4 separate regions of the Homo sapiens genome follow, and regions 1, 2 and 3 are each linked to region 4. Evidence: chromatin loops called from intact Hi-C (ENCODE). Cell type or tissue: heart right ventricle. All regions are shown on one strand. Region 1 holds the start of ACSS3-AS1 (ACSS3 antisense RNA 1). Region 2 overlaps ACSS3 (acyl-CoA synthetase short chain family member 3). Region 3 holds the start of ACSS3 (acyl-CoA synthetase short chain family member 3). Region 4 overlaps LIN7A (lin-7 cell polarity scaffold A).

The links. A loop is a pair of places that touch in the nucleus more often than their neighbours do. Peaks named below come from ENCODE experiments on the same cell type or tissue, not always from the same donor. Only the 100,000 strongest peaks of a DNase experiment are listed, where the experiment ranks them.
Region 1: a loop joins it to region 4, with 3 times the contacts of the local background. A loop is called at or near these places in 12 of 110 quality-filtered maps.
Region 2: it touches region 4 in a loop (2.7-fold over the local background); 21 of 110 quality-filtered maps call a loop at or near these places.
Region 3: a loop joins it to region 4, with 4 times the contacts of the local background. A loop is called at or near these places in 4 of 110 quality-filtered maps.

Annotation. Positions count from the first base shown.
Region 1 is chr12:81,125,167-81,133,166 of GRCh38, forward strand. The region is part of intron 2 of ACSS3 (acyl-CoA synthetase short chain family member 3); the gene reads left to right. ACSS3-AS1 (ACSS3 antisense RNA 1) reads right to left here and starts at 692. Exons shown (of 5, transcript XR_007063390.1): 1 at 418-692. In heart right ventricle, a CTCF peak has its summit at 3,969 (motif pointing left); no DNase peak of the experiment used is centred here.
Region 2 is chr12:81,254,376-81,262,375 of GRCh38, forward strand. ACSS3 (acyl-CoA synthetase short chain family member 3) reads left to right here. Exons shown (of 16, transcript NM_024560.4): 16 at 482-6,835. The coding sequence ends at 547. It overlaps PPFIA2 (PPFI scaffold protein A2), which reads right to left. Exons shown (of 33, transcript NM_003625.5): 32 at 7,574-7,665; 33 at 3,600-5,285. The coding sequence ends at 7,607. Among named protein-coding and RNA genes, the nearest start is that of PPFIA2-AS1, 21 kb to the right of the region's middle. In heart right ventricle, a CTCF peak has its summit at 3,762 (motif pointing left); no DNase peak of the experiment used is centred here.
Region 3 is chr12:81,073,110-81,081,109 of GRCh38, forward strand. ACSS3 (acyl-CoA synthetase short chain family member 3) reads left to right here and starts at 4,970. Exons shown (of 16, transcript NM_024560.4): 1 at 4,970-5,322. The coding sequence starts at 5,012. In heart right ventricle, no CTCF peak of the experiment used is centred here; DNase peaks (open chromatin) are centred at 4,422 and 4,902; H3K4me3 peaks cover 4,285 bases; H3K27ac peaks cover 4,655 bases.
Region 4 is chr12:80,834,079-80,842,078 of GRCh38, forward strand. The region is part of intron 4 of LIN7A (lin-7 cell polarity scaffold A); the gene reads right to left. Among named protein-coding and RNA genes, the nearest start is that of MIR617, 5.4 kb to the left of the region's middle. In heart right ventricle, a CTCF peak has its summit at 3,478 (motif pointing right); no DNase peak of the experiment used is centred here; H3K27ac peaks cover 1,226 bases.

The DNA of each region.
Region 1 (8,000 bases), 290 kb after region 4:
TTGCGCCACCGCACTCCAGCCTGGGCAGAAGAGCGAGACTTCGTCTCAAAAAAAAAAAACAAAACAAAACAAAAAAAATACATAAATGTTTCTACTACTAGCTAGTTTCTTATCTATTTTCATTCACTGATTAACTTCAGAAAAATGCCTTTTAAATTTCCTTACCACACACATAACCAAAACCCTCTAAAATATGCTACTGCCTCATTTAGCTAAGGTAATTAATGCTTTCTTCTTATTAATTCCAATAGGTGTTCAATATTTTACTTCCTCTCTTTATTATGTCTAACATTTTTGTCCATTCTCTGCCAGTCTTCACTTAACTTCTATATACCATTCTGCCCTCATTTTCCTTTCTTTCCTGTGTTCATTCTAATTATCCTTCTTAAATGCTTCTTTTGCCTGTCCCTTCACTACCTGCTTCTAGGTTGCCTTCTTTTTCCATTTTACACATCCCGCCTGGGTGATTATATCTGCGCCAATGGCCTTTTTTGCCACATATGTGATGGTTACTCCCAGTGGCAACGCTGGCTATTCTCAGTTCTGTGTCATCAGCCCACATCTCTCTTCTGATGTTGAGATCATATGCAGGATTGCCGAGTAGGTGTCTATACATGGTTGTTCCACTAGCGTCTCAAATTTAAACGTGTCCAATGTGAATGGCATCACTTTCCAATCAGTTGCTAAAACCCAAACTGTGGCCCCATTCTTAATATTTCTCAAATAAGCTTATTTATTTTTACCCCTATTACGCAATAATCGAGTTTATGCAATAATCATTACATTAATGATTCTAGTTTATGCAATAATCATTACATTTTAAGAATGTGGAAAGCACTTACTTTTAAAGAGGATGAACATTTTTCAATTATTACACATTGTTTTTCGGGTTAGTCTAAACTCGATGGGCATAACAAGACTCTGTATCATGTCTAATATTGTTTCTTCATGCCTTTCCAGTTCATCTCACAACCCACTTCATCCTGAATGTTTTCTCTCTCTATACTAAACTGCCTTCACTTTTTCAGCCAAATGGCACATGCTGTGATGATTAGAGATATTGGCAGCAACTCTCCAGTGAGTAAAAGCAGGAGAAAGTTACAATTACCCAATTATTAATGTCTATAGTGGAGAGATGTTAAAATGGTAAAAAGTGGATGCAATCCTTAATTATTCTTTGTCTGTGTATTTTCTTTCCTTTTTATTGCATGCACCCTAGTCCTGTTGTGTGTTAATAACAGGCATCAATTGCATTTTCCATTCTTTTAGACCTTGGACTTCTCCTTGACGTAGAATTATTTTCTCTGTCCACAATGGCCTGTTACACAGAAATACTGTTTTAAAATTAACAAAATATGCTTTACAAGATGTGATGAATTCTGATGATTTTCTTGTAAATTTTAACATAAGTATCAAGGAAATGGAAGACAATATTCCTTATCAAGACTGAGCACATATACATAGGGAAATACAGGATTTAACTAATTTTCTGTGAAATTACAGTCTGAAAATCACAGTAGTCTTGAAAGCAAAGATTATTGAAATACTGATTATTTTGAGCTTGAACTAAAGGGATTAAATAATTATCTATTTCACTTTGCTTGTGAATACATAGTCTGAAAATGACTAAATATTGATTGAAACCCATGTGTGAAGAAACTGGTAATGAGAAAAATGATAATTCTGAGTAATGGTATTTACTCTTTCATTTGAAGAAAATTATTTGAGAAGAAATGTGCTAGTAAATGTTTTCTAGACCACTATCAGATAACTATTTTGAATGTAAGATAGCGTTTTGTAATTGTTCTTGAAAAATTTAATACAATGCGATTCTTAAATATAAAATAAGTATTCCTCTGTGTTTTAGATAAATAATAATACATTTTACTTGTAAGTGTAAATGTAATGTTTTCATCTTTAAAAGAAAGATTTTTCTTTTTTAGATAACATCTCTAACTTTCCTGGTTTTAAGAGACATATCTCAAAATAAATTGGCTTAGCATAATATCATCTTCAATGAAAATTATTTCAATGCTGTATCTAATAAATTGTAACTGTCTAAAAATGTTACATTTCTAGAAGCTTCTTATGTTATATGAAAATATTTATATTCCTGAAAAATTCTCTTCCAAAAAAGATAGTTTTACTATCATTCCAGATCTTAAGCAGTTTTAGAATAACTGATTATTTTCACAGATATTTACCTGAATGCATAGTTAATGCATGGACTAAAGAATAAGTTGTTCATTGTAGTTAAAATTTTAATCTTTTCAATGGCTGCCTGTATGTGTACAAGTAAAACAAACAAAAATGTGTATGATTAATATGTTTAAAAGTAAGGTGCAAGTATTTTATATAACTCTTTCTATGGAAATTATACATATTCTCAAGAACAATTCATTTATCCATACTTTTAGTAATCTGTTTCCTCAGATATTATAATTGGTTTTTAAATTAGTTTTATTTTTTGTTACGGTTTAGACCAGGGTTTGCAATGTAACATTGTGGCATTTTGAAAATATGCATTCCCTGTCTGCTTTTTCATACAGTTTTCTTTGATGTGGTTTTGAAGTTGCCCATGATCACTGCATTTTTACTACAATTTGGAAACTAGGGAACTATCTTTTTTCGTACAAGCATGATTTTCCTTAGGTGAGCACACTTGCTATTTGTGAAGCAAGTGATAATTTGTTCTGTAGAACATAGCTTTTTGCCAATTTTGACTAATCTTTATATTTGAGCTATGAGCATCTGGTCACAAAGTTATACTACCCCAAAGACTGTTTTTGAAAGATTTTCCAGAATGATAACATAAAATTTTTTATTAATTTAGTTTTCATTATTCATAGCAATATGTTTTCATTTTATAACTGAAATTTAAAGCTTTTACTTCTGTCTGATGCATTATATGTTATATTTATGTTATTTATAAACCAAATATATGTGCATACCATTTTATAATATATAAATTTCAGTTGTTGCATTTTCTTTACAATTATTATTCCTGTATGTGATTTTTTTTTTCCAGACTCCAAATTTCTTTGGTGTAAGGACCAACCATTTCCTTCTTATTTTTGTACCTGTAGACTTAACCTCAGTTTAGGACATACAGCTGATACTACATAAATTGAACCAATGACAGGACATTTATGTGTTAAAATGGCTTTAAATTAGTACCAAAATGATTCATCTAATTTCTAGTGGGAAGAGTCACACATTGTTATATCTAAATAAATACATTTTTTCATTTCCTCTAGGCTTCCTTCGCAGCCCAGTAATTCACACATTGGTAGCATAGTATCCTCATGCTAGCTGGCCTTGCTCCCCTGGGATCTGTATTGCCCTTGATGTCAGACTGAAAATCAATTTTACTGGTCTATCCTTGTGTAAAACCATCAAGTTATTGACAAATTTAAAAACAAATTTAAGAAGGTGCAAAGATGAATGTGAATTGGGTGAACGGCACATGGTTAACTTTTCTTCAGTTGAAAAACTATTTATTATAAACAACCTATATTAAAATATTTTCCCTTTTGCTAATAATAGAAATTGTAACTCTACACTCAGACATTTATGGTAGGATAAGAATATGTCATTCCATAAAAATAATACCTGTTTTCTTCTTTGATAATTTTCCACCTGAAGTTGATAAAAACTAGGTGAACCCTGAAATAGCAGTATCAAATGCCTTCTGTTTTGGAGTTCCAATAATACTTTATTTGAGTGATTATGAACTCATATGTTTTCCCATGCATATTCTCATACATATATATTTAGATTTACAAATTATAATGGAAAATTTTACCAGAGTGACATTTAGCCCTGAAAACTACTGGAAAAGAAAATCGTACTATTGATTCTGTAAACCTTTTGTCTGTAGACCAGCTCTGGTGTGGTTATCAGGTTATCAAAACATTGAGGAGCAGCTGAAACAAGCAAGGCCAAATAGACTCCATCTAGTGGTTACACGGGACTGGTGCAGCCTCATTTAACTAAAAATTGTTTTCAGGGCAGTGGTTGACAACTCAGATGCCTACAGAAGAGGGTGGATGGGAGAAAAATCAATTGTAGGTATGTATCACACTTTCTGTATGGTTAGGGAACTATGGTGTAAGCATATAACATAAAATAAATAAGAGGTAAAAAATATATTTTAAACTCAGAATGAAAAAAAATGCAAGCTGTATGATAAATGCCCCTGGGAATAGTGAGTTCTATGGCAAACCACTAGGCTGATCATCTGGTTCAATTGATTGCTGTTATTCAAGAACACAGGCCTGGTGCTGCTAGACTTCACAATTTTTCTAGAGAAACTGGAGATCTAGATTTGTATGTGAAACCTACTAAATTTAATATGCTGGTTCATTTTCTTAAAATGTGATATGGCCCCAACTTAAATACATCTTGGTCACATTTGGCTGTGACCTGCGATTTTGAGATCTTTGTTTCACACAAGGTCTTGAATTTTTTTTATTATACTTTAAGTTCTAGGGTACATGTGCACAACGTGCAGGTTTGTTACATATGTATGCATGTACCATGTTGGTGTGCTGCACCCATTAACTCATCATTTACATTAGGTATTTCTCTTAATGCTATCCCTCTCCCCTCCCCCCACCCCATGATAGGCCCCCGTGTGTGATATTCCCCGCCCTGTGTCCAAGTGTTCTCATTGTTCAATTCCCACCTATGAGTGAGAACATGTGGTGTTTGGTTTTCTGTCCTTGTGATAGTTTGCTTAGAATGATGGTTTCCAGCTTCATCCATGCCCCTACAAAGGACATGAACTCATCCTTTTTTATGGCTGCATAGTATTCCGTGGTGTATATGTGCCACATTTTCTTAATCCAATCTATCATTGATGGACATTTGGGTTGGTTGTAAGTCTTTGGTATTGTGAATAGTGCCACAATAAACATACATGTGCATGTGTCTTTATGGTAGCATGATTTATAATCCTTTGGGTATATACCCAGTAATGGGATTGCTGAGTCAAATGGTATTTCTAGTTCTAGATCCTTGAGGAATCGCCACACTGTCTTCCACAATGGTTGAATTAGTTTACATTCCCACCAGCAGTGTAAAAATGTTCCTATTTCTCCACATCCTGTCCAGCACCTGTTGTTTCCTGACTTTTTAATGATCGCCATTCTAACTGGTGTGAGATAGTATCTCATTGTGGTTTTGATTTGCATTTCTCTGATGACCAGTGATGATGAGCATTTTTTCATGTGTCAGTTGGCTGCATAAATGTCTTCTTTTGAGAAGTGTCTGTTCATATGCTTCACCCACTTTTTGATGGGGTTGTTTGATTTTTTTCTTGTAAATTTGTTTAAGTTCTTTGTAGATTCTGGATATTAGCTCTTTGCCAGATGGATAGATTGCAAAAATTTTCTCACATTCTGTAGGTTGCATGTTCACTCTGATGGTAGTTTCTTTTGCTATGCAGAAGCTCTTTAGTTTAATTAGATCCCATTTGTCTATTTTGGCTTTTGTTGTCATTGCTTTTGGTGTTTTAGTCATGAAGTCCTTGCCCATGCCTATGTCCTGAATGCTATTACCTAGGTTTTCTTGTAGGGTTTTTATGGTTTTAGGTCTAACATTTAAGTCTTTAATCCATCTTGAATTAATTTTTGTATAACGTGTAAGGAAGGGATGCAGTTTCAGCTTTCTACATATAGCTAGCCAGTTCTTCCAGCTCCATTTATTAAATAGGGAATCCTTTCCCCATTTCTTGTTTTTGTCAAGTTTGTCAAAGATTGGATGGTTGTAGATGTGTGGTGTTATTTCTGAAGGCTCTGTTCTGTTCAATTGGTCTATATCTCTGTTTTGGTACCAGTACCATGCTGTTTTGGTTACTGTAGCCTTGTAGTATAGTTTGAAGTCAGGTAACGTGATGCCTCCAGCTTTGTTCTTTTGGCTTAGGATTGTCTTAGCAATGCAGGCTCTTTTTTGTTCCATATGAACATTAAAGTAGTTTTTTCTGATTCTGTGAAGAGAGTCATTGGTAGCTTTATGGGGATGGCAATAAATCTATAAATTACCTTGGGCAGTATGGCCATTTTCACAATATTAATTCTTCCCATCCATGAGCATGGAGTGTTCTTCCATTTGTTTGTGTCCTCTTTTATTTTGTTGAGCAGTGGTTTGTAGTTCTCCTTGAAGAGGTCCTTCACATCCCTTGTAAGTTGGATTCCTAGGTATTTTATTATCTTTGAAGTAATTGTGAATGGGAATTCGCTCATGATTTGGCTCTCTGTTTGTCTGTTATTGATGTATAGGAATGCCTGTGGTTTTTGCACATTGATTTTGTATCCTAAGACTCTGCTGAAGTTGCTTATCAGCTTAAGGAGATTTGGGGCTGAGATGATGGGGTTTTCTGAATATGCAATCATTCATCTGCAAACAGGGACAATTTGACTTACTCTTTTTCTAATTGAATACCATTTATTTCTTTCTCCTGCCTGATTGCCCTGGCCAGAACTTCCAACACTATGTTGAATAGGAGTGGTGAGAGAGGGCATCCCTGTCTTGTGCCAGTTTTCAAAGAGAATGCTTCCAGTTTTTGGCCATTCGGTATGATATTGGCTGTGGGTTTGTCATAAATAGCTCTTATTATTTTGAGATACATCCCAACAATACCTAGTCTATTGAGAGTTTTTAGCATGAAAGGCTGTTGAATGGTGTCAAAGGCCTTTTTTGCATCTACTGAGATAATCATGTGGTTTTTGTCTTTGGTTCTGTTTATGTGATGGATTACGTTTATTGATTTGCCTATGTTGAACCAGCCTTGCATCGCAGGGATGAAGCCAACTTGATCATGGTGGATTAGCTTTTTGAAGTGCTGCTGGATTCGGTTTGCCAGTATTTTATTGAGGATTTTTGCATCGATGTTCATCAGGGATATTGGTCTAAAATTCTCTTTTTTTGTTGTGTCTCTGCCAGGCTTTGGTATCAGGATGATACTGGCCTCATAAAATGAGTTAGGGAGGATTCCCTCTTTTTCTATTGATTGGAATAGTTTCAGAAGGAATGGTACCAGCTCGTTTTTGTGCCTCTGGTAGAATTTGGCTGTGAATCTGTCTGGTCCTGGACTTTTTTTTGGTTGGTAGGCTATTAATTGTTGCCTCAATTTCAGAGCCTGTTGTTGGTGTTTTCAGGGACTCAAATTCTTCCTGGTTTAGTCTTGGGAGGGTGTATGTGTACAGGAATTTATCCATTTCTTCTAGATTTTCTAGTTTATTTGCATAGAGGTGTTTATAGTATTCTCTGATGGTAGTTTGTATTTCTGTGGGATCGGTGGTGATATCCCCTTTATCATTTTTTATTGCGTCTATTTGATTCTTCTCTCTTTTCTTCTTTATTAGTCTTGCTAGCAGTCTATCTATTTTGTTGATCTTTTCAAAAAACCAGCTCCTAGATTCATTGATTTTTTGAAGGAAATTTTGTGTCTCTATCTCCTTCAGTTCTGCTCTGATCTTAGTTATTTTTTAATCTCATTTCTTTCAGAGGACAGAAAATTGGTGGGCATCTTCCATCAACACTGTAAAGTGAGACTGGATTATAAAGTTACTGAATTATTGGTAGTGTGGGCCTTGGTTGAATGTCATTTTTATTCAACTGGCATAATTCAAGATGCTGAAGTCACAGCTTTGGCTATGACTAGCTATTCTCGTTGGTCTCTCTCAGTGTGGTACCTTAAATGATGTACCTAGTAATGTGATAATGAAGCATGGTCACTTTCTGCAGGGGTTGCACACTGAGATGTTTGGATATAACTTTCCAATTTTTGTCTTGTTTTTTTGAGTTCCATATATAATTCAAGTTCATGATTTTTATTACTTTGGTGTATCTTTCTCATAATCTTCTGCTAGCGTCTTTGAAGTTCTTGAAACATAGCACTCAATTATAGAGTTTGCAATATAAAGTAGAATAAAACACTAAAATCGTGTTTTTTTTTTTCTTTCTGTCTTTCACCAGATCCCTTAACCTTCACCACA
Region 2 (8,000 bases), 420 kb after region 4:
CAGTAGATGTTTAAAATGCTCTAACTGATAAATGCTAATTTTGTAATTATTTTAGGAAATCTTAGGCTGATTCAATCATATGTTTTAATTTGTGTGTACATTATGTGTGCAAAGATATACCTATTTTTATCATTAAGATAATAAAAGGCAATGCAACAGTAAGGAGTAGTTATGTGAACAAGTGACAAAAAAGAAACATTCTTTCTACAGAAATATATAGAAGACTCTTAAGAGGAACTCCAACTCTAGAGAAAATACCATCTAGGTCCAATAGTTTTGCTAACTGAACTGTTTATTTTTTTACTCTGGAAAGCTACAGATGAGTATTAATATATTAGGTTCAAAGTTCCCTATTTTTAAACTTTCCATATGAATATTACAAGACAATGGGGAAAACAACATTGCATATAATTGTTTAATTATAGAAAGAGTAGAAGAAATTCAAGGAAGAGTATTCACCTGACCCTAATTTTTTTTCCAGATAACTTCTACAATTGAAGACCCCAGCATTTTTGGCCACGTAGAAGAAATGCTGAAGCAAGCATAATGAGTTTGTCTTATTCCTATTTTGAGTTGATTTAATTTCTTAATTGAAATTAAATTATTTGAGTTGTTTCTCAGAAATAAATATTTCAGTAGAAATTACTTGCAAAATGAAATGTGAATTGTAAAACTTGGCCTAAACAAATCTAATGAAAACATGTGAAAGACCTGTGCCTTTTTTTTGGTTTGACCCTGTTAGCATTGTTATTAGTTATCTATAACATGGCTTATTGAATGTCATCTACTGCTTTAGGAAAAACGTATCTAGTGTATTATTTTTAAAATTGTACCTCCCAAGAAGAACACTTTAATTGAAAGCAACACTAATATAGAGCCACTTCCTGAAACCAAGAATCTGTAGTTTTGATCCAAAATCTAAAACTTAAAGTCAGAAAATAATTAAAATTTTTCTTGTAGAAATTTTAGATATTTTCTAGTATTCTTTAGATGCTCACATTGTTTTAAATAAAATAGATGAAATGGGAAGTTTAGGTAATCATCTAGACAGATGAAATTATTATCTAGGTAGGAGGGCTTTTCTATACATTTTCTGAGGGAAAGCAGAACACCGGGGTTATAGCTATACCTTCAGGTCTTTTGTTACTTAGGCAAGGAAAACCACATGTCTGACCTGGTTCAGCATGTAATCCGAGCACTTTGGGAGGCTGAGGCAGGCGGATCACTTGAGGTCAGCAGTTTGAGACGAGCCTGGCCAACATGGTGAAACCCTGTAGCTACTGAAAATACAAAAATAAGCCAGGCGTGGTGGCGGGAGGCTGAGGCAAGGAGAATCACTTGAATACAAGAGGCAGAGGTTGCAGTGAGCCAAGTTCCCCCACTGTACTCCAGCCTGGGTGACAGAGTAAGACTCCATCTCAAAACAACAAAAACAACAAAAAAACCACATGCCTGGCGGAGAACAAAGAGATCATTTAGTCCAATCTCTTCATGGAGATGAGGGCTCCTGGGAGCCCCTCTTCATGTCTCAGGTTCTTAGTTGACTATGTTTATCCAAATGATTCCAGATTCCTGTGGAAACAAGGAATCGATGTACAAATGGGGTAGGGTGGCAAGGAAAACTCTTAAGAGAGAAACATCAAGGTTTTCACATTAGGTTAAAGACAAGAAGGTTTCTAGGCAGGTAGTGTAATGTCTAGGTGATTTTGAAGTGAACTTAAGCCACTAGGTTTGAGGGACAAAGGACAGTAGAAAATGGTGAAGACTGCAGATCACCTGCTATACCTCAAGGAGCAGCGGACCCAGCAGAATATGGCCCAAAAAGGAGGCAGGTCTCCTGTTGCAAGAGCCTCTGTTTTTTTAAAGAGAAAACAAAGAATCCTGGTTTTTATGTGAAATCTCTAATTTTAAAATAATAACTCATTAAAAATATTGTAATGTCCAAAAGTATCTTTCCATTTAACTTCTAAAAATCTCTTAAATGTTTTTTTTAAATAATTGTAAAGTGAGTTTTTGTTAAGCTTATAGGAATGGGCCAGTTAACTAAGGTAGACAGATGTAGGAAATTAAATATTTGATTTACTTAGGGATCTATATGACATCAGTTATCAAAGAATACATTTTAACCCAAAAGTATACCATGCTCATTGTATCTTTGATCGTTCTTCAAGTATTTCTCAATCTTTTAATCTATCAGGAACATTACTATCAAGAGCAGATTGTTGTAACATAATACTCAGGATACATGAAATGTATGTGAGAGATAAATAGATAATAGAAAGTTTATTGTTATAAAAATGACCTACAACTTATATAAAAAAATTCTGAAAATGTTGACTTTTTTTGGACTGAAGACTGCAAAATAAATGGCTTCTCAAAGTAAATTCCTATTTACTTAAATTGCCTTCTTGATTGTTACACCTGGAAAAATATATTCATCTACTTTTTCCTTTTAATTATGTTAGTAGACTGAATTAAACCAGCTACATAGACACTCTCTCATTTGAAGCTGTTGGGATCCTTGAGTTGCCTCTTTCATTGGTACGTTTTATCCATTGTCACAACTGTGGTCTTCATTAATAACTCATTTTAATGTCTTAGGAGTAGAATGTGTTTCCTTATTTTTTTTCAAATAAGAGTCAGTTAATTTGAAATGGCAAATTATTTACCTGAATGTGTATCATTGTTCATTTGCAAGGTTTAAGCTCAGGCAGATCCAATAATTAGGTAAAGGTTGCATCTTTGGTCCTCTTGCACATTTTTTCTGGTAATCAAATCTGAAGCGACATCTCAGCAAGCAGACTTGGGTTATTTTCCACTAGGATGGGAATGGAAAACAGTGCTGGAGACTGGGGAAGTGGCTATTTCCTGTGTCTCACTGGGGAATTGCAAGATCAAAGAATGTTGTTACTTTTATGTGATGAAAAAATAGGGCAAGAAAGATATACCTGAATCATCAGACTGCTTAAAATTTGGGAGGAAAAAATTCTATTTTACTACTAACCATAAATCACTTTTGCTAGATAGTACTTTAAAGATTCTGAATTAAATGTATCTTTAAAAACAACAATATAATATTACTAAAAAATGCAGACATACTTAAACTTGCTAGAATAAATTCTGTGAGGTCTTCGTTTGGTATTTTCATAGGATTTCTTACTGTTAAGTTATTGGAAAATGAAAATATAAAGTGCTTTCAGAAGTTATAGTATTTTCCAATTCATTGAATTACTTTGCTTGTGAAAATATATTAAACATATTTAAATGAGACCTATCCTACATTTAAAAACCAGTTTTGTTTATATAAAATTGTATTTGAAAGGTCCTGAACATTAAAAATGTGAAAATTTATAATGTTGATGATCAAAAGTAACGTGTTGAGACTCTGAGCTTAATCCATTAAATGGATTTTAGAATCTAGTAGAAGTTATCTTTCTTATAAATTAAAACATATTTTATGCTTCTTTTTTGAGGGAAATACCTGGATCTTTTGCATCACTATATGTTAGTGTCTATTATAGATGATTAATCTTTCTAACTTGATCTTTAAAAGAAAGAAATTGATTTTAGTGATTGAGTGTTATATAATAGTAGATACAAATCTAGTTATGGCATTATAATGTCGTAGTTCCTATATTCTATTTCATTTCTATGAATCAAGATGCCCATGTTTAGATGAGCTTAGAAAGCTACTTCTCATTGTTCCTACTCAGGCCACATTTTTAGAAAAAAATTTTAAGATCACTCCCATAAGCAAGTTTAGATCTCCCTCTTGTGGCAGACTCAATTTTGAAGCTAAATATTTGGGTCACCCAAAGAACACATTTCCTGATAGTTTAAGTAAATTGTCGAGCCTTATGTGACTAGAAAACAAAGCTTAAACAGAGAACTGGAATTATTATTTTTTTTATTGACAATGGAAAGGGTTTCTGTTATCATTACCTTTTGACTGAATCTGTTAAATAAAAATAGACATCAAAACAAATGTAATGTACGTGCAAACATAGCAAATTAAAATACAGAAAAGAAATTACTAATGACAGGTCTTGCGCTTAATAAGATCAAGCAGCAGAAAATCAGCAGTTAGATAAATGGTATTATTAAATAGGCTTTACTTTGAATCTCCCATATAAACAAAGAATAAACAACAGTAACACCACCAAATAAAGCCACAGGGAAGAGATTACTCTTCTATACTTTTATACACTATATATGTTAATCATTCTGTCTTTCATTTATTTCCTCTGATAAAACTGACTTCAGGGAAGTCGCAACAAGGCCATCTCGGCTAAAAGCTTATAACATTAGACATGAGTCTGGCTAATGCCCTGTTACATTGACAAAAGGGAAAGGTATCTTGGGTTTCGTTTTCTCTAGTGGAAATGAGCCTCAGACTCTGCGGTGGTTGACATTCACTGTCCAGTACTGGCTGGCATTTCAAGATATTTGAATGAACATGTGGTTCTTAGTAAAGAAGTTTTTTTATCTTTTTTTTTTTCTTGGTCCACAGGTAACAAGAGAAGATTATGGTTTTTTAATATAAATTTTTAAATAATTGCTTTTGACCCTTGTAAACAGCTTGGCTTTGTTTTGTATTGAAAAGGAGATCAAGCCATCACAGTGCTATTTCTAAAGATATAGGACATCCCTGATTGCCTTTAAAGCTCTATTTTTGGCTCCGGTTCCAGGTTAAATCATTCTTTTTTACATGATCAGAGGCAGGTTGTTCAGCTTTAAGTATTGACAGACTTGAAGGAGAAACACGTTGAAGCATGAAACATGCTTCAAGGAAACATATTGATTTGACTATTAACAATCCAAAAACTGTAAAAATGGTGGAATGGTAAAATACAAACAGTACTTGGAATTGTCAAATGTTTGCACTCGAGACTCCATGAACCATATATTTTATTTTTTAAAAAATCATATTTATATCCATTTACATAAGACTTACACATTTAAAAAGAAATGCACGGTAATACATAAATGCCTAGTATATTACAATAAAACATGAAAAACAACTGGCTTCATTTCATAAAAGCATCTGTTGTACAGAGTTTATGATGTAGATGATGTTTATTATTCAAATGACTTAAGCATTTTATTACAATTTGTAGTAAACTAATCAAATGTAATATCTGACTCCCCCCAAAAATCACATTTTTCAGCTTTTAATAAGTCATGACGTCATTATTTCCTTAGAATTCAGTTTTCACAAAGGTTTTCACTGCTCGTCTTCTTAGATGGTAGTGCACTTTAGGTAGAGTAGACTGAAAAGACGCCATCTAAAATATACAATGGATAGCATTAGTTCACTGAAAAGTCCCAGACTGGGAAATCTCATTCTACTCCTCTGTGGTGTACCTCCACGCAGCCTGCTTACTCCTGTCCTAGAAGATCATGAGAAGGAAATCATCTAGGATGTAGCCAACAGCCGTATGTAATTAACATTTGCTTTTCTCCAATTTGGTGCAGGGGAGCTTAACAAATAATAGAATTTGCTCAACTTTGTGGAAAGTATGGCAGTAATGTAAACAAAGGTAGTTATGCAAAATGTTAGCATGCCTTCTGAAAAATTTACAACTTGCTAATTAATAAATTGGGTTGAATTGACCTATTTCATAATGTAGATTTATATTCTAGTTCATATATTTTAGAGTTCTTAAAAAATACCTTTATTTGTTACAAAAACATAACGATAATAAGTCACCTATTGTAAACGTTTGTGTCAGTAGTATGGCATTGCTGATTGTTTTCAGCCATAATGTACTTAGAAAAAGCTCACAATTGCTATTACTGACACAAAAGAAACAGCAAGTAGTATGCTCTGGATTATTTTAATATCAAAAGTGTTGTTGTTTCACCCAAACAAAAAATGGTTGTCCTAGATTGAATTATTGTAAATGAATACTGTTATCCCAATTAATGGTAAAAACTAGGAAATATGAACTAGAATGTCATGCACAAAAAACAGATTGCAAATAGAGTAACTCTACCCATCACTTAAGAGCTAAGAAGCAAGCACTATTGAACATATTAAATAGTCATTTGTAAATTAGTGAAGTGTTCATTTCCTGAAGAAATTATAATGCTATGTGTAGAATCTAATATAAACAGTATTTTGGGAGACCTCTTATTTAGCCAAATTATTATATACTTTAAATCATGTCTAATTAGGTGCCAAATTATATACCATAATTAAAATTTTAATGTAAGGGTTGTACATTCTGAAATTAAATCTCTTATCGGGATGCTTTTCATTTTATCAGCTTCAAATAGTGATCCAAATAAGGCAGCATATCTGCTCCCATCCTAAGCCCAAAAGACCAACAATAAATTGTGTGGCACTTTTAGTTCAAGGCAATGAAAACAGCACAAGGTGAGTTGTTCCTCTGTCTATAACTGTTTTCTCTTAACCCTGTGCACACATTTTGTTCTAAATATCGCTCTTAAAAAGTATTTTTCTAAAATATTGATTCATCGAAAGTGGTTAAATATTTTGGTAAAGCATAGTTTTAGGTTGAAAAAAAATTATGAACATTTGACATTTATAAATCTAAGAAACCACAGTTTTACTATTAAGACTGTTTTTCAATAAAACCTCATTTTTATATGGATTTTAAAGTAGCTTTCATTAATTGGTATTTCCTTAAAATCAAATGCTTGGTATTTATGGTTACATAGGAAGGTTTTGTGCTGGTCCTATTCTCCATTCTTAAAGTAATTTTATTTTGTTCCTATATGTCTTAAATACTTAAAATTTATATTTGTTTTTAGCAAGTGTAAATCAGATTGATAAGAAACAATGTAATAAAGGTTTGAATTTTTCACAGTTTCTACTATTTATTTATTGATTTATTTTAAGACGGAGTCATGCTCTGTCACCCAAGCTTGAGTGCAGTGGCACCATCGCTCACTGCAACTTCTGCCTCCCAGGTTCAAGTGACTCTCTTGCCTCAGCCTCCCAAGTAGATGGGATTATGGGAGTGCAACACCATGCCTGGCTACTTTTTGTGTTTTTAGTAGAGATGAGGTTTCACCATGTTGGCCAGGCTGGTCTCTAACTCCTGACCTGAAGTGATCCACCTGCCTCGGCAAGTTTCTATTTTTTAATATGAAACCATCTCTAAATCATTTTCCTGTCTGTTGCTATTTGACTCGGTGAACTTGCTTAAATCCCTATCCGCTACCTTGGCTTCCTTATATAAAATATACACTTAAAAAGATAGGATTTTTTAAAGTGCTGAATTATTATCAATAAAATGCTAAGTTACTCAACAGGAAATGGTACTAAAAAGTAGAAAACAGTGTAGTGGCAACCCATTGATGTGTAATAATACAGTGATAGGCCTCCAACAGGCAGACCTTAAACCACAGGAGACAGATGGTGATAGGAAATGCTAGACTAAGTGTTACAATATGAAGATTTCTTTTTCCCCTGAAGCAATTCAAAAGGGTTATCTCATTTCTGTACTGCTAGGGCATACCAAAGAGTATAGTGTATATTTATTAGTCTATGTAGGTTCCATTTTTTTGTCTTTTTTTTTTTGTCAGCCAAAGGGAAACTACTCACAGCAGGTCAGTGCTGCCTCCTTTGAGTGGCTGGTCAACATGAGTATGTGCGAACAGTGGAGTTGTCTAACCTCTGCAGTCTTGATGAAGCAACTGCAAATGGAGAAAAGGGCTTTAGAGGGACTTGGATGATTGAGTACAAGATTTCAGATGAGAAAGATTTATTTTCCCTGCATACAGGGATTCCGAACATATTAGTAGACCTTCTTTCTCTCAGATATAAGCCACTCACATTCCTCTTCTCTAGATCAAGTTCCTAATGAAAATTTATCCCAATGTAAATGACCTGAGCTTTTGAGTTGTTATGTATTCTTCCTTAGATAAAATCGGTAACAAGAGCAGCTCCCGAGGGTGCTTCTGATTTTGATATGGAGATTGCTCTTAGAGAACTCATTATAGTGGATTTTTTTTCCTTTCCAAGTATTGAA
Region 3 (8,000 bases), 240 kb after region 4:
AAATATTAGTAATTTTTATTGAAAATATTTGCCTACGTCGTTGTTCCCTTCATGTTTTTCTCAAATAGAAGTAACTAGATATGGTTTTTTTTGTTAGTTCTTTTTTTTTTTTTTTTTGAGATGGAGTTTTGCTCTTGTTGCCCAGGCTGGAGTGCAATGGTATGATCTTGCCCCACTGCAACCTCCACCTCCCTGAGGCAATTCTCCTGCCTCGACCTCCTGAGTAGCTGGGATTACAGGCATGCACCAACACACTCGGCTAATTTTGTATTTTTAGTGGAGCCGGGGTTTCTTCATGTTGGACAGGCTGGTCTCAAACTCCCGACCTCAGGTGATCTTCCCGTCTCGGCCTCCCAAAGTGCTGGGATTACAGGCATGAGCCACTGCGCCCGGCCAATATGTTTTTTAATTAGAAATAACTTTCAGTTGTTTTGTTTTTTCAGAAATAAAAATAAGATTAGTGGAGGATATTTGGCTGCTAGAATGAACTGGAGTTGTAGAATGCCTTCCCATCTATTGGAATGTTACATGTTTTAAAATGATTCTTTCATCTGCCTTTTTCTTCTTCTTCTTTTTTTTTTTTTAACTGCAGTTACTATTTGGGAATAAAAAGAAAGTTTCAAAATAGGAGTCTACAATTTTATTACTATGTATGATTTCATTTTAGACATTTAAAAGCTATTTTTTAAGCCCTGAAAATCAGTATATTTTCCAGAAACCCTTTGTTAAATCATAATAAACTTGCAGTGTTTCTGCAGGGGCAAACTTCAGCTCAGCCCTGCTGCACAGATGAAGTACTTTATGCAAACCCCTCCACATATACTTGCTAAGTTTTCAAAATATTCAAGAAACCAGAAGCATGGAAGTTACAAGCAAACCTTTTTTTTATTTTTTTGCGACAGAGTCTTGCTCTGTTGCCCAGGCTGGAGTGCAGTGGCATGATCTCGGCTCACTGCAACCTCTGCCTCCCAGGTTCAAGCGATTCTTCTTCTCAGCCTCCCGAGTAGCTGGGACTACAGGTGCTCAGCACCACGCCTGGCTCATTTTTGTATTTTTAGTAGAGACAGGGTTTCACCATACTGGCCAGGCTGGTTTTGAACTCCTGACCTTGTAATCTGCCCGCCTTGGCCTCCTAAAGTGCTGGGATTACAGGTGTGAGCCACTGCGCCCAGCCACAATCAAACATTTTAGTAGCTCTAATACTTGTAGTTAGACATTTGGCTCTTAAAATAGTTAGGTGAAAATATAAATTTTGTGGCCAGCAGAATGCATTATTTTAAAATTGTTACAATTTAACTACTTTCTCTTTCTCTTTCTCTCTCTCTCTCTCTCTCTGGTAAAAACGTTAACCTCTGCTAGTGATGACCAAACCTGGTAAAGATTGTAAAGTGGGAAAAATTGGATTGTAGGATCCTTATATCTTTTCTCTCTTTTAATTATAGTTCCACTCTGTTCTTCCTTTGTATTTCAGCATTTTTTCCTTAGGCATTAGTATTCTTTTTTTTTTTTTTTCTTTTGAGATGGAGTCTTGCTCTGTGGCCCAGGCTGGAGTGCAATGGCCCGATCTCTGCTCACTGCAACCTCCGGCTCCCGGGTTCAAGCGATTCTTCCGCCTCAGCCTCCTGAGTAGCTGGGATTACAGGCCTGCGCCACCACACCTGGCTAATTTTTGTATTTTTAGTAGAGATGGGGTTTCACCATGTTGGCCAGGCTGGTCTCAAACTCTGGACCTCAGGCGATCCGCCTGCCTCAGCAGGCATTAAGTATTCTGACTCCAGTTTTCTCCCCTCCCTTCATTCTTTCTTGAGCAAATTTCCACACCTTTTTATTCTCTCTGATCTTTCTCTGCACTGTCTCCATTATTTTGCTCTTTCCATTTGCTAGAATGCTTCTCTTAAATAATTTTGTCAATAAATCTGCTTATGATGTTTTAAAATGCCATCCTGAATAGCATATTAATTATACCATTATGACATACAATGAAATAAATACTATGCATTAATAAGCTGGAGTTTTAGCATGCTTAACCATTGAAAAGATTGTGATTACCTTGTACCTCAAATTAATTAAAAATATAATTTTATTTTTTGAAATAATACAGAATTTATATACATGCTTAAATTAAAATTGTTTCTTTTGAGAGGTTCTGATTGTTAAATTTTAGGTATGTTAATTTGCAGGGTTGAATTTTTAGATTATTTGGTTGTTCACTGGCTTGGCTGCTGTCCTAAATTAGCTTGGCTTGCTACTGACCCAATGCTAAGCAGTTTACACATATTTGAACCTTGCAACAATCCTGTGAAGTAAGATTATCAGCTTCAGATTACAGATGCAGAAACTGCAGTTCAGAAAATTAACTTTCCAAATTTTCACACCTAATAAGTGGCAGTAGTGTAATAAGATTCAACCTGAGACTTCATGGCTCATGATTTTAATCTTTTCATATGCTTAATGACCAATCAACAGGCTCTTGGTGTCTTAATTTAAAGGCTAATAGTTTATCCTGAGGTACTGACTTGCATTTGACACTATTTACACTCGTCTGTCTGGCTGTTTGTCCAGTACAATCTTCTAGTTCCACTGGCCTTGCTTGCTCTACCTGTACACTGAACACTCTCAAAACCAGACCCACTGCATTTGCTGGATTGTGTCTACACTTATGCTCTCCCTTCAGCCTGAAATGGAGCTTACAGTAACAATCTATTGTATACAATTACTTTCAAAAGAAAAAATGGTATACTGATGGGTCCAGAAAAAGTGGTTTCATCTGGCGATACGGGGGTCTAACTTTGCCTCATGTGATCTTGTAATCAGTTCCTTGTTTTTAAGCTCTGAACTTCATACTTCCTTCTGAACCTTCAGAGGAACCCAGCACCTCCAAAACTTGAGACATACCAGGTTCCTAAGGAGAAAATGGATTCTCCTTAGGAAAATCTATTTTCTCCTCCACAAGCTCCTCCTCCCACTTTTAAATCATATTCCACAGATTCATCTTCTTTCTATTCTTTCATTTGGTTTCTTTTCTTTTCCTGTTCTCTTTATCCTTGTAGGATTTTTACCACGACAACCGCCCTCTTTGATTCTCTTTCAGTGGAGTTTCTTTAAGGAGAAGAATGAATGTGGCTATTCAATTTGTCATATTTTACTGGAATTCTAAGATTTTTTTTTTTTTTTTAAAGTAGAAGATACTCAGCCTGGAATTAAAATGGTGGACTTTGGAGTCAGATTCCCCTCCTTGTTCAAGTTGTGGCACAGAGATAAAATGATCGTATTTGCACAGTATCCTGGAGTGAGTGACAGGATTAGAGTGGGTTTTCCCCTAGCCCTCCACCTTGAGGTGTCAGTAAATTGTATCACGGCATATCTGTAATTCAAAGCATCTGGGCTTTGAAATACTGGGCATCCATAAAGTTTGAATCCTGACTGTTTCACTTGCTAGCTGCGTGGCCTTGGGCAAGTCGATCTATCTCTATACTAGCTCCATTTGTAAACATGGGATTATGATTCCCACTTCTTGGTACTTTCATGAGAATTACAGGAGCTAACATTTGTTTAAAGTGCCCAGTATAATGTGAACACATGCTAGGTGCCAATAATAAATCTGTCGTTCTGGAAGGATGAAGAGGTTAAATGGCTTTGTAACTTTCTCTGGATTTAAATGGTGACTGTGTCTTTGGCCATTCGACATTATTTGATTTGAGACCTTTGGAAGGACTAAAGTAGACTGCAGATGTCAGGGAAAAGTCTAGTGCCTTGCCTCTCAGTGGAAAGGGAGGTGGTTATTTAAAGAAATATTCTCTGTTTTGCATTGCACTTACCTCTGTTCTGTTTAGCCTTTATCTCCACATTATTCTTTTCCTGCAGAATCATTTGTTTACGGATTCTCAAGTTATGATCCTTCCCAAGGTCAGGGGCATGCCACTATTTCTCACCTCAGATTTGGAAATACGTATCTTTACATTTAAAACTGCAAATACTGTCACACCAAGACAGAATGTGTTTGGCATAATATTAAGGCAAAAGATTGCATCTGAATCTCGCTAAAGCATGAATAATAGCGGAGCTTGACGAATGTTAAACCTAGACAGTACTATATACCACCTTTCTTTTTACATTTTCCCAGTTTCCTCTTTTGATTCATCTTTACTTACTTCCTATTTTTGTTTTTTGTTTATTTGTTTGTTTTGTTTTCTCATTAGAAAAGCCACAGAAACTCCAAGCAGGCAAATTAGAAGGGAGGCAATGCAACAAGTCCTATCTGTTCTCTGTCTAGATCACATGCGGAGTCTGGTCAGCAGGTGAATCCGCATCCCAGTGGGGTCACCTTCCCTGTGACCTGTCAATCACCCCAAGAAGCACTTCCCAATTTGTCTGGCACAACCTCCTTCCACTCCTCCTACCCTCTCAGTGGTCAGGAAATCCCGGAGCAGTCCTTGCCCTGGAGCTGCTTGTGTTTTTAGTAACCAGGGACTGAGCTGATTTTGAAAAATCAATCAATCAATAAATAACAATCAAAGAGCCTTGCCTCAACGCACCGAGTTGCTGGTTTCCTGCAGGTCAGAGGCGATGCCACCTCCACCAACGACCTTCCAAAGATTAAACCAGCCGTGTACAAACTGCTGGATTGAAAATTGAGAGATGGGCCGTTGGCCTCCTCCTAGGAGTACTTGTGTGTTGAAATCGGAAGGACGTTCTGGAGTTTGAGCGCGATTTTTCCCGGAAGGCTGCGGGGTTGGAAGTGCATGTTGGGGTTTGGATCTCGTGCAGCAGCGCAACTAACCTGCTGCAACGGCGCTGTGACACCCCTGTCCCGGGGCCCCCACTTTAGCCTGTTGCTTCTCTGGTCGCTCCAGGTCGGTTTTTCCCGGCGACTCTAGTGTGGCTTCCAAACTTCTGGGCTCTGGGCTCACTTCGGAATTTGCCCCCGCCCCCTACTCCCTTCCCTCAGGCCCCAGGAAGTTGCAAGAGTACCATTTGTCGCACACTCGGGGACCGCGGGTGGCCGGAGGAGATGAAACCGTCTTGGCTGCAGTGTCGTAAAGTCACCAGCGCCGGGGGGCTCGGAGGGCCCTTGCCTGGGTCCTCTCCGGCCCGGGGAGCCGGTGCGGCCCTCAGGGCTTTAGTGGTCCCGGGCCCGCGGGGCGGTCTCGGGGGCCGGGGATGCAGGGCACTGTCCTCCGGCAGTGGCAGCGAGTACAAGACCCACTTCGCAGCCTCGGTGACCGACCCCGAGAGGTTCTGGGGCAAAGCTGCCGAGCAGATCAGCTGGTACAAGCCCTGGACCAAAACGCTGGAGAACAAACACTCGCCCTCTACCAGGTGGTGAGTGACTTCTGTGCCAACCCTGATCCCCCATCCCTGGTAACTTTTTGGGCGCCAGGACCTCCCTGGGACCTGGAATCTGGCATTCTATCACGAAAGAAAATTGAAACTGGAGATGTGTTCAGACCCCTCAATTCGTGTTTCATTTCAATTTCATAGTCAGTTCTCTTGCCTTCTGCTCTTGAGAGACCCTGTTACCTATTGTGAACCCAGTGTCCCATAAACGGGAGATTTACCTGACTGGCAAGGTTCTGCTTTGGCAGTGGGAATAGTAAGAAAACTAAAACAAGATCCTGCCTCCAGGGACCGCACAGTCTAGTAAGGGAGATACTAGGTAAACAAAGCAAGCGGTACAAGAAACTAGGGAATTATAACTAAGTATCCTCCTACTATGGGGAGGGAGGGTTAAGAAAAGACTTCAATAAAATCGCACCCCATAAGGGTTTGGAAGGATGGGTATGTCTTCTCGAAGTCGACAAGGCCCTAATTATCAAAGTTCTAGAGGTGAACAACAGCTTGAACTGTGACTGAGACAGTGACTGCCAATGATTGTGTTGGCTGGAGAGGTGGGAGGGGAAGTGGTGAGTCAGGGGCTGGGTCCGGAAGGGATTTATGTACTGTGCTAAGTAGCTTGGATCAGATCCATAGGCCTGTTGTGTATATGAAGCTGCAGTATGGGGTACCCAGAAAGAATACAGATAGATATAGGCCAGGTGATGTTAGAAGTCATGGTAGGAGTAAAGTCTTCCACCTGGAGTTGGAATTATAAGAAGTTATAAGCATGATTTTTTTTGCGTTACAACAAACGCAGACACATTGTAGAATAAATATCAAGCTTGCTAAGATACTGAGGGTGAAGCACAGTCAGTGATACTCTTAGAGTGTGGCTCCTTATGTGTCTGCCCTCTGGGGGTGTGATTGCTCTCATCTGCCAGCCATTAGAGAGGATGTTTCCTGTAAAAGTTTGAAAAACACTGCTCAGCAATGAGATGAGGGGAATGATATGGTCAGGTTTGCAGTGGACGAATGGCTCTGTGGTCAGAGCAAGAAATCTGGAATGGAATTGGCTAGAGCCTGTTCTGTGTCTCCACCATGCCCAGTCCTCTCAAAAGTGTGTGGGGATGACATGGTGTTCCCTTTAGAATCTGAGCACCTTGCCCCTTCCTATCAATTATTTTTTCAATAGTATTTGATCGGTCCTCTTTTCTGTGCCAGACAGTGAACAAGACACTGGGTGTTCAACAATGAGTAAAACCTAGTCCCTGCTTTCTAGAAGTCATAAAGATTAAAAGCATGGACTCTGGGGCCAGACTACCTGGTCTGAGTTTGGCTTCTCACAGTTACTGACTGTGTGTTCACAGTCAAGTGACTTAATCTCTCTGTGTTTCACTTTCCTGAAATGCAAATATGGAAATAATTGGAGGCTTAACTTAGTAAAGGATGAAGACTATGTCTTTATACACTAGACCCTATACATGTTAGAGGAAGAATAGCTCTCTTTGTATTCTCAGACCATAATTATCTTAGGAGCAGGAAACTCTCCTAGTATTCCTCAGATGAAAGCACAGAGATTATTGCATCACTGTTTCTCAAAGTTCTGTGTACAAATATCTGTCATAAAATATGGTACTATAAATGATTTTATGTGGCCATCTCCATTATAAAACTAATGTGCAGAGAATTCAGTTAAGAAGCCACAGGTATATTCTAAATGAAAAACAGTGAGGGCCAGACCTAAGGCAGTGGCAATAAGAATGGAGGAGAAAGGACAGATTGGAGTGATTCGAGAGGACAATTAGGGATCAGCAAAGGCCCAGGAGAGAGCTTTGGAAGTGAGTGTCAATGTCCCAGCAAGTAGAGCTTAAGACCAGGAGATTTCCTTTTCAATAATTTGCTTTTTCTTTGTAATATCTAGTTGCTTGTCTACATTTTTTTAAATGGTGTGTATAAGATGTGTTTAATGAGAAATTTTGTGAAAGGGTCACTATATTTTTATAGATCACAATTTGATAACACCGTATCTGAATTCTTTATCTTTTCAGTCTTGAACTCATGCCCAGAAAATCAAAGTGAAGAAGTGATAAAACTTTGACTCTATTTATTTCAGCAGTGCGATTCAATCTTAAAAGAATTCTGGTTGGGCAAGCAGGGTTGGGAGGGAAGTAGACGTAGGAGACCAATCTTAAATTTCAGTTAGTCAGTAGTTTCAATTTGAATCTATGACTGCATTGGATACCTAAATGAAGATAGTCCTGATTGGTTAGCAAATTTCCACAAAGCCAAACAGAAGGGCAGACTGAATTTACTTTTATTTTGTTTGGCTTTATATCCGCAAGATCTAAGGCAGAGCTGGCATATAAATTTTTAAAGTGAGAGTCAACTAACTGGATACATAGCTTTGATGATTTTTGTTGCTATAAAACAAGACACCTCTTTGGGAGGTGATAAGTGGATTTAGGCACAATTTGGTGTGAAGGAGCTTTACTTACTTTCTTTGAAGCTGGGATCTGGAGAAGGGAGATATTGACAGCCAAGTGCTTAAGCAAAACAAGGCGAGATTGCTATAGCTAATTGTTCTCTCCTCTGTGGAGCTGGCATATGTGTAGTCACAGTCTCTGATGCCCTTCGGCTTCCCAGAGGCAAGAGCGATTCTTCATTATAAGCTTGTCTGTTTGTTG
Region 4 (8,000 bases):
GGTAGAAGCTCAGAGACTGCCCAGAATCCTCAACTCTTCTGATGTCACATTTTACTCGATTTTTAAGTATGTAAGGACTACCACATATATAGTGATTAGTTCAGAATGAAAAATCTATGTTGAAATGGTAGTGCTGGGTGATAAGATAGGTTCAGGCTGATGCTAGATCAAATCTTGTATACTACATATACAGATTTTGACTTCAGGATCTAAAGTCTTATGCTTTGGTTCTTATTCAAATTTATATTCTTAAAGCTTAAGATATGCTATATATTTACACAGTTGGTGATAATAGGCACCTCTGTAAATAGAAAACATGACTTCTCTTGAGAAGTGATTTGGTGTCACTGAAGGGCAAGGTCAATAATTTACAATTCAGAGTAAGGTTGGCTGTGATAAAATTAGCAACTAATGATTTTGTATCTATGAGAGAAGAGAAAGAAACCCAAGTAGGAAAGGCCTATGATCAAATGTGATTCATTTGCAAATTTATTGAAACAGCCCATACCTCCTGGCTGAACTTAGAAAGATGTAGTTCTAATACCACAATTGCTGATACTCATTTCCCATATCTGAGACTCAGCAACCAACATTTGAGTTAAAGTTTGGTTATCTCACATGAACCTGTGAGCAATCACATGTGGCTTGTGACATGTCATCTGATTGCCATATGTATCAGTGTCTTCTGTTTTTGAGAATATAATTAAAAACAGAACAAGATATAAATCCATTATGGAAAATTATATAAACCCTTAGACTTACACTTGGCTTGCATTTCACTAGGTATACTCATGTAGCTGTGGCATATTAACATTCCAACCTTGCTTTAGGCTAGTGCCAACAGTCTGTAGACCAGCATAAATAAGTTAGAAGAATGTTCCTCCCAAGTTAGGATTAAATCGAATCATTGGCTTTTCACTAATGTTTAAAGCAATCACTGGTAATTGGGCTTGGTGAGTTCCACAAAATATAAATGATGCTTTTTTGGACCAGCACAGGATTTCAAGACAAATATTCTATTCATTTGAGATAAACCACACATTTCTCAGCTAGAACAGAAGAAGGACCATTACTTGGTTTACATATTCTGTTTTTGTAAATTAAGGAAAAATGTTGCAATAGGAAACATGGAGAGATGCATCTGGAAGTTTGGTGAAAGGCTGTTTAATAATAATATACAGCAACAATGCTGTGTAATTGTGGAAGCATAAGTCTTATCTTTTAATGCTGTATTTATCATTTCTCTTTTTTATCCTAATTACTATTAGGAAAGGTAGACAGGACAGGTGTTGTTACATCAGTCCTGCAGATATAAAGACACCAAAAATTCCAATGACTTGCCCATAATCAACCCACCAATGACAAGGATCCAATTTCCTCTGAAATTAGAGTATTTAATGGGGGACTTTTATTGTCTCTTGAAGATAAACAAAAAGCAGAGGAGATGACTTAAACTGGGCGGAGAGTCTAACTCTATAGGGAGATAAAATTATAAGAAAGAAAAGACTATTATCTGATTTAAAAGAAAAAATTTATAGTTACTGGGTATTTAAAAGGTATCCAGCGTAATGCCAGACACTCTTACATACTTTCTCTTATTTAATCTTTGGATTAAACCTGTGAGAAAGATATTGCTATTTTTGCTTTACGTATGACAAAATAGAGTCTCAAAGAGTAAATAAACGTATTATGGTTAGAATAACCTTAACTCCTGAGAAACCATAAGAACTTGAATTTGAATGAGTCCCTTTTGAAATGTTGAAAATATCAATTCACAATAAAGTAAAAGTTTGTAATTTTCATTAAATATGATGACAGAAAAAAAGGGAAAATTGCTCTTAAGTTGTTATCATATGCAATATCCTAGTCAAGTGATTTAAGGATATAGAAAGAAAATTTCAATACAAAAAATAATAATAAGCTAACAGAAAAAAAAAGTAGAATACATTTCATTTCATAATGAACAGCCTCAGGATGTATTAGAGACTCTTGGCATATCATCAGATTTCAGAATTGATTTCAGATTCCTAATGCACTTAGAGTAAAATGAAAACTTTTGGGTATCAACCTTAAAACTCCATTGGTTGGCTCCCAATCAGTTCTTCAGCCTCATCTTATCCCACTATGTATACTTTAGTCACTTTGTTCTTTCAGCTGCTCCTACATGGCAAATCATGGACTTCCTTATCTCAAGACCTTCACACAAGCTCTTTCTTATGATAACAGACTCTTCTCCTTAATCTCAGTTTAAATGTCACCCTTCAAAGAGGCCATTTCTAACACTATTAAAACTAGCTCCTGGCATGGTGGCTCAACATCTGTAATCCCAGCACTTTGGAAGGCCAAGGCTGGTGGATTGCTCGAGCTCAGGAGTTTGAGACCAGTTTGGGCAACATAGTGAAAGCCTGTTTCTATCAAAAATACAAAAACTAGCCGGCATGGTGGCATGTGCCTGTGGTCCCAGCCACTCAGGAGGCTGAGGTGGGAGGATTGCTTAGTCTGGGAGGCAGAGTTTGCAGTGAGCCAAGATCACGCCACTGCACTCCAGCCTGGGCCACAGAATGAGACCCTGTCTCAAAAAATAAATAAATAAATATGTATATATATATATTTTAAAAGTAGCTTCTCTTGTTCCATTACATGGCTCCTTGTTTTCTTCTTTCCCCTCTGTAACACTTATCACAGTGTTTAATTATGAGGCCATGTTATATTCTGAAGTATTAATTCGTGTTCTTTGTGAATTTTCCCTCCCATTCTGCTTCCTTCAGCCCACACCTTAGGAGTAAAAAAGGACTGAAAAATATCTGAAGGTCTTTGCTGTGCAGCAGAATGTTTTGGCTGCATGTTTTCACGTACATTTTTTTTTTTTTTCTCATCAAAGACCAGGCAAGATGGGGGGCGGGGAAAGAAGGAAGAGGAGTCTGAATGGCTTTATTGATTGGATAGGCAGAAGCAGAAGGAGAAAAGTCTGAAAGTGAAAAGGGAAGAAAGAACTTGCATTGTCAGAACTAGGAGTAGAGTGGAAAATATTCAGTGTGTGCTGTTTTGAGACTAGAAAACCAACGTGCCCATGCTCTGTGGACAACTGGTTCCATTCCATAGCCCTATACACTTGTAAGCACTCTAGATTTATGATATTTACACATTGTAGAGGACTGGATAATTTCTCAAAGATATTAATATCAGGTCCTATTCCCCAGAACCTGTAAATATTACCTTTTATAGAAAAAAAGGTCTTTTCAGATACAATTAGGTTAAGGATCTTGAAATGAGGCGATTACCCTGCATTATCTCAGTGGGCCCTAAGAACTCACAAGTATCCTTATAGAGGGAGGTGGGAGATTTGGCGCAGAGAAGAAGGTAATAACGTTACCATGGAGATAGAGATTGGAATGAGGTGGCCACAAATCAAAGAATGCTGCAGTCACCAGAAGCTGAAGGGAGCAAGGAACAGATTCCCCAATAGCACCTCTAGAGGGAGCACAGCCCTGTTGATGCCTTGGTTTGGAGCTAGTGAAACTGATTTGGGATTTTTGGCTTCCAGGGCTGTGAGATAATACATTTCTGTTGTTTAAAAACCACCGTGTGTGGTAATTTGTTATAGCAGCCATAGGAAACTAATATACACATAACGGAGTTAAAAAATCCTGTTACTGTGACCAGTGTGAACCTGAACAAAATCACTGGGAGCATTTCCCTTAGGCTGGGATAACTGATGGATATGTTACATTTATATGTATGTATTTATCATCATCATCATCCTCATCATCATCATCATCATCATCATCATCATGTTCTTACTTTCTACCAGATTATAACCCTTTTTTTTTGTTTACCACTCCATATCCAGGACTTAGCTCAGTAGCTGGCACATAATAATTTCTCTACAAATAATTGTTGAATGAAAGAAAAGCATTGCTAAAATAACAGCACAAATAGAAGGAAAACACAAACAATAAATGGTAAAAATAACTATGAGAAAGACTGCACCAGTAACTAAACTGAATAGTCAAATACCCATTACCAGCAATCTAAATAGAGATTTAGGTCAGTCTGATCCCATGTGTGGGAATGCTTCCCTCATTTAGAGACTTGCCGTTTAGCACCGACTGACTGTGAGTGTGTTCTGGCACTGACACACTATCAGCACAATCTCTTGTATGCTCAAAGCTCAAGTTGATCTATGAAGGAATGAGAGACCTGGTGCCCATTCTTGCAGGCTGAAATCACCAGGTGGGAATGTAGTTGTTCTAACCTGTGAACTATAGTTACCTGTGCTATTGAGATAGCACGATATTTCCCTGTTCTGCTTTTTAAATTAAAAGATCTCTTATTGTGAGCCAACTCAGAATGAAGGGGGGTAGAATACTGCCTTCTCAGTGTTGCAAAATATACCAGATCATGCTGCATTGTTTGTGCTCTTCTGAAAGTGACTGGGATAAAACAACATAAATGTACTTCTCTTGGCTTCTTCACAAATGTGAGTGAAGTGTCACATGATGTCATGCCGAGAATAAAAATTTTCAGCACTTAGAACTGAAATTTCAGCTTGCACTCCTATTTAATTATAACCTAAACAGTCCCCCACTCAGCTTCTGAGAAAGGTAAAGCATCTGCTAACGACTTCTAGGAATAGAGAGATTGTGAGAATAGCTTTACTTGAGGTCTCTTAGCTGGAATTAAGCTGGGGATCTGTGTGCCAGGCCTATAGGGGAACTGAAGACTGAGCTTCTGTCTTTCCCCTCTTCATGCAAGCATCTGCTCCCCTCTAAGGGCCAAGTGGCTTTAGAGAGTGCTTGTGGACCAGGGCTGTTCAGTTAGCCGGGAATGCAAAGTGCCTGGTGCAAACTGGAATGATGCAGATATGGAACAATTCAAACACATTCAAACCAAACTCTTCACACATCTGCAGTGGTGAATTAGAGTACTGAGCCATTTGAATCAGAGTAAATTCCTTTTCAAAACCTTACTATCTTTAGAAGTGGTTTTTAACTTTTTAAAGGTCAAAGTCTCTTATGAGTAGTTAAGAAAAACAACTGATCTCTCTCCACCAAAAATTTACTTATGCAAACCCATAAAGGCTAAGAAAACTTGATCTTTTCTACATTGTACATGAAAGTACTAATTTATTAATGGCTAAGATATTTATTTACCTTAAATTATGATTAATAAGGCTAGACTGCCTGAGTTAGAATCTCTAGTTCTGCCATTTAGTAGCTATAGGAGATTGGGCAAGTTGCTTGATCTCTCTCTTCCTCAGTTTCTTCATTTGTAAAATGGGACTGATAATAATAACACCTACCACTGAGGATCATTACGGGTAAATAATGAATTCATTATGTAGAGTGCTTACAGCAGTGTCTGGCATTCAACAAATATATAGAGAGCTTTGACTATATACAGGGACTGTTCTAAGAATTGGGATAAGGCAATGAATACAAATTACTGCCATCATTGGAACATGCATTTTATTGTGAAACTTAAATCTTGCAGTGTAGTTCATAGCAATTAAAAAAACTTTTTATGTTTTCTCTTTGTTCCGACACAGATAAATAAGATCTTAATACAGATTTCCCCTCTGGGATGCTGTAGCTTCACAGAGCTCGAATCTACAGTTCTAATTTTTATTTCATCTTCATCCCACACCTGACAGCCATTCTGCATAAGTAATTTGGGCTGTGAGTACTTACTTTCAACTTGATATAGGTATTTATAAAATGTAAAAAAAGCCGATGGCAGGAAAACAATTTATTCTGTCCCATCCCTAAACTTTTATTCACTCATCTGTTATGCTTAAAAATCAATTAGCAATCTGTATACACTGTATAGACAATTTTATTTAGTTTTAACTGTAAAGCTAGGTAAATTCAGCTGCAATTTCCCACCAATGGTGCTCTAAGACAATGTTTGCATTTCAGAAGCAAATGAGGGCTTCTTTTCAGTATGCCATATTTTTTTTAAGTCCTCATGCTTATATTTTATCTTTCTATCCTTTTCTTTCCTGTTCCTCACCTGCCTCTCTCCCATCAGTACCAGTAAAATATCACCTTTTGGACTTTCTTGCTTTATAAAAATAAATAAATAATTATAGATTTAAGAGAAGTTGAAAAGTAATGTACAGGGACATCACATGCATCCTTTACCCAGCTTTCCCCAATATTAACATCTTACAAAATCATATTAAACCAGCGAATTGGAATTGGTACAATTCAGAGAGCTTACTCAGATTTCAGTGGGATTTGTTTTTAACATAACCAGTTATTACATTTGGTAAGCATCAGTTATGATTGCAGTAAAGGTTGAAATCCACTTTCTCACCTGCGTGCACGTGTGCACGTGTGTCTTTGGATGTGAGTTCATGTGTGCTTTTGTGTGTATCCATTGGGTTGTGTGTGTGACAGAGGGACAGAGAGAGAGAGGGAGGAAACACTCCTGGCCCTACTCTTTCATGAGACTGTGTTTCTGAGGAACAAATGAGAGAACATAATGTAAATACTGTTAAAAAAAACTATAAAGTACTAAATAAATAAAACATATTGTGTTAGATTTCTCATCTTTCCATTCAGAAAAAAATGTCTTATGAATAGGGTACACAGAGCATAGGTAGAGCCTACTCATCTGCCTCAGAGTGTAAGGCAGCATGTGTGTGTTGGTCAGGGGAGGGTTATATGGTACTCTCAGCAGAATCCCATTGGAAGACATAGAATCACATAGTCACAGACTTAGAAGGGACTTTGGGGCCAACCATTCCAACTCTGTACATGGTACTCATATTTTGAAATACTCTGATCAGGTGGTCTCCTAATCTCTGATTAAAACTTCAAATGATGAGCAAATTCTGCCTTATGATTTAGTCTTTCTCCATTTAGAGAGCTTTAAGTGTTTAAAAGCTCTTTATTATAATAAGATGACTACCCCATGACTTTTACACACTGGTCTTGGTTCTGCCATCTGGTGCCCCATACAATGGATGATAGCTGAAGACAGTCATCATTCCCCTAAATATTCTCTTCTCCACTATAAACAATTCAAGTCATTCTTTAACATGTTCCTCATATACAAGGTTGCTCTTCTCTGGGTGAGCTTATTTTTCTTTGCAAGGATGGAATGAGCACAATAGGGTGTGAGCTTAAGCCCAGGAGGCAGAGGTTGCAGTGAGCTGAGATCATACCACTGCACTCCAGCCTGGGCGACAGAGTGAGACCATGAGAAAGAAAGAAAGAAAAAAGAAAAGAAAAGAAAAGAAATGAAAAGAAAGAGGGAGGGAAGGAAGGAAGGAAGGAAGGAAGGAAGGAAGGAAGGAAGGAAGGAAGGAAGGAAGGAAGGAAGGAGGGAAAGAAAGTACGAACAGCACCCTCAAGAGCTGGACCAATCTCTTTCTGTGTTCTATACAAGATATTTATATCAGAGCCCCTACAATCACATTATGTTTTGTCCCCCTCCCTCAACTTGCTTTATATTCCTCTTGAAATCAACATTAAAATTCCCTAAAATTTTTTTCCCCAGGCTTTGATATTTAGTTGTTCCTCCCTGATTCTGCATATATGTAGCTAGTTTTTTTGGGCACAGGAGCAGGACTTCATGAAGATTCTTATTAAAATAGGCCTATTGTACCATTCTATTGAGACTTTTTATATCCTGACTCTATCACTAAATATATTTACGGTTGCCGCTGGCTCCACATTGGCTGCAACCCTTATAAATAGTCCTTGAGTTCTCTCTTAAAATTGCGGAGAAAACACTTGAGCATAAAAGGGTGAAAAGGAGATCATTAGAAAGCTATAAATTCTTACTGTAACATTTTGACCTCCTATTAATGTTAAATTTTAATTCAGCATTCAGTTGTAAGGTTTCACTGAGGATTGATATAAGAAGTAGCCATACACCAAAGGCCTCTGTATTTTCTATGGAATTGTATTAGGTGGTTCAATGTCTCATTTGTAACATTCCCATGGGAAATTTCTCTTGGTGCCTAGGGATAGAAAAAATTTTCTCTCCCA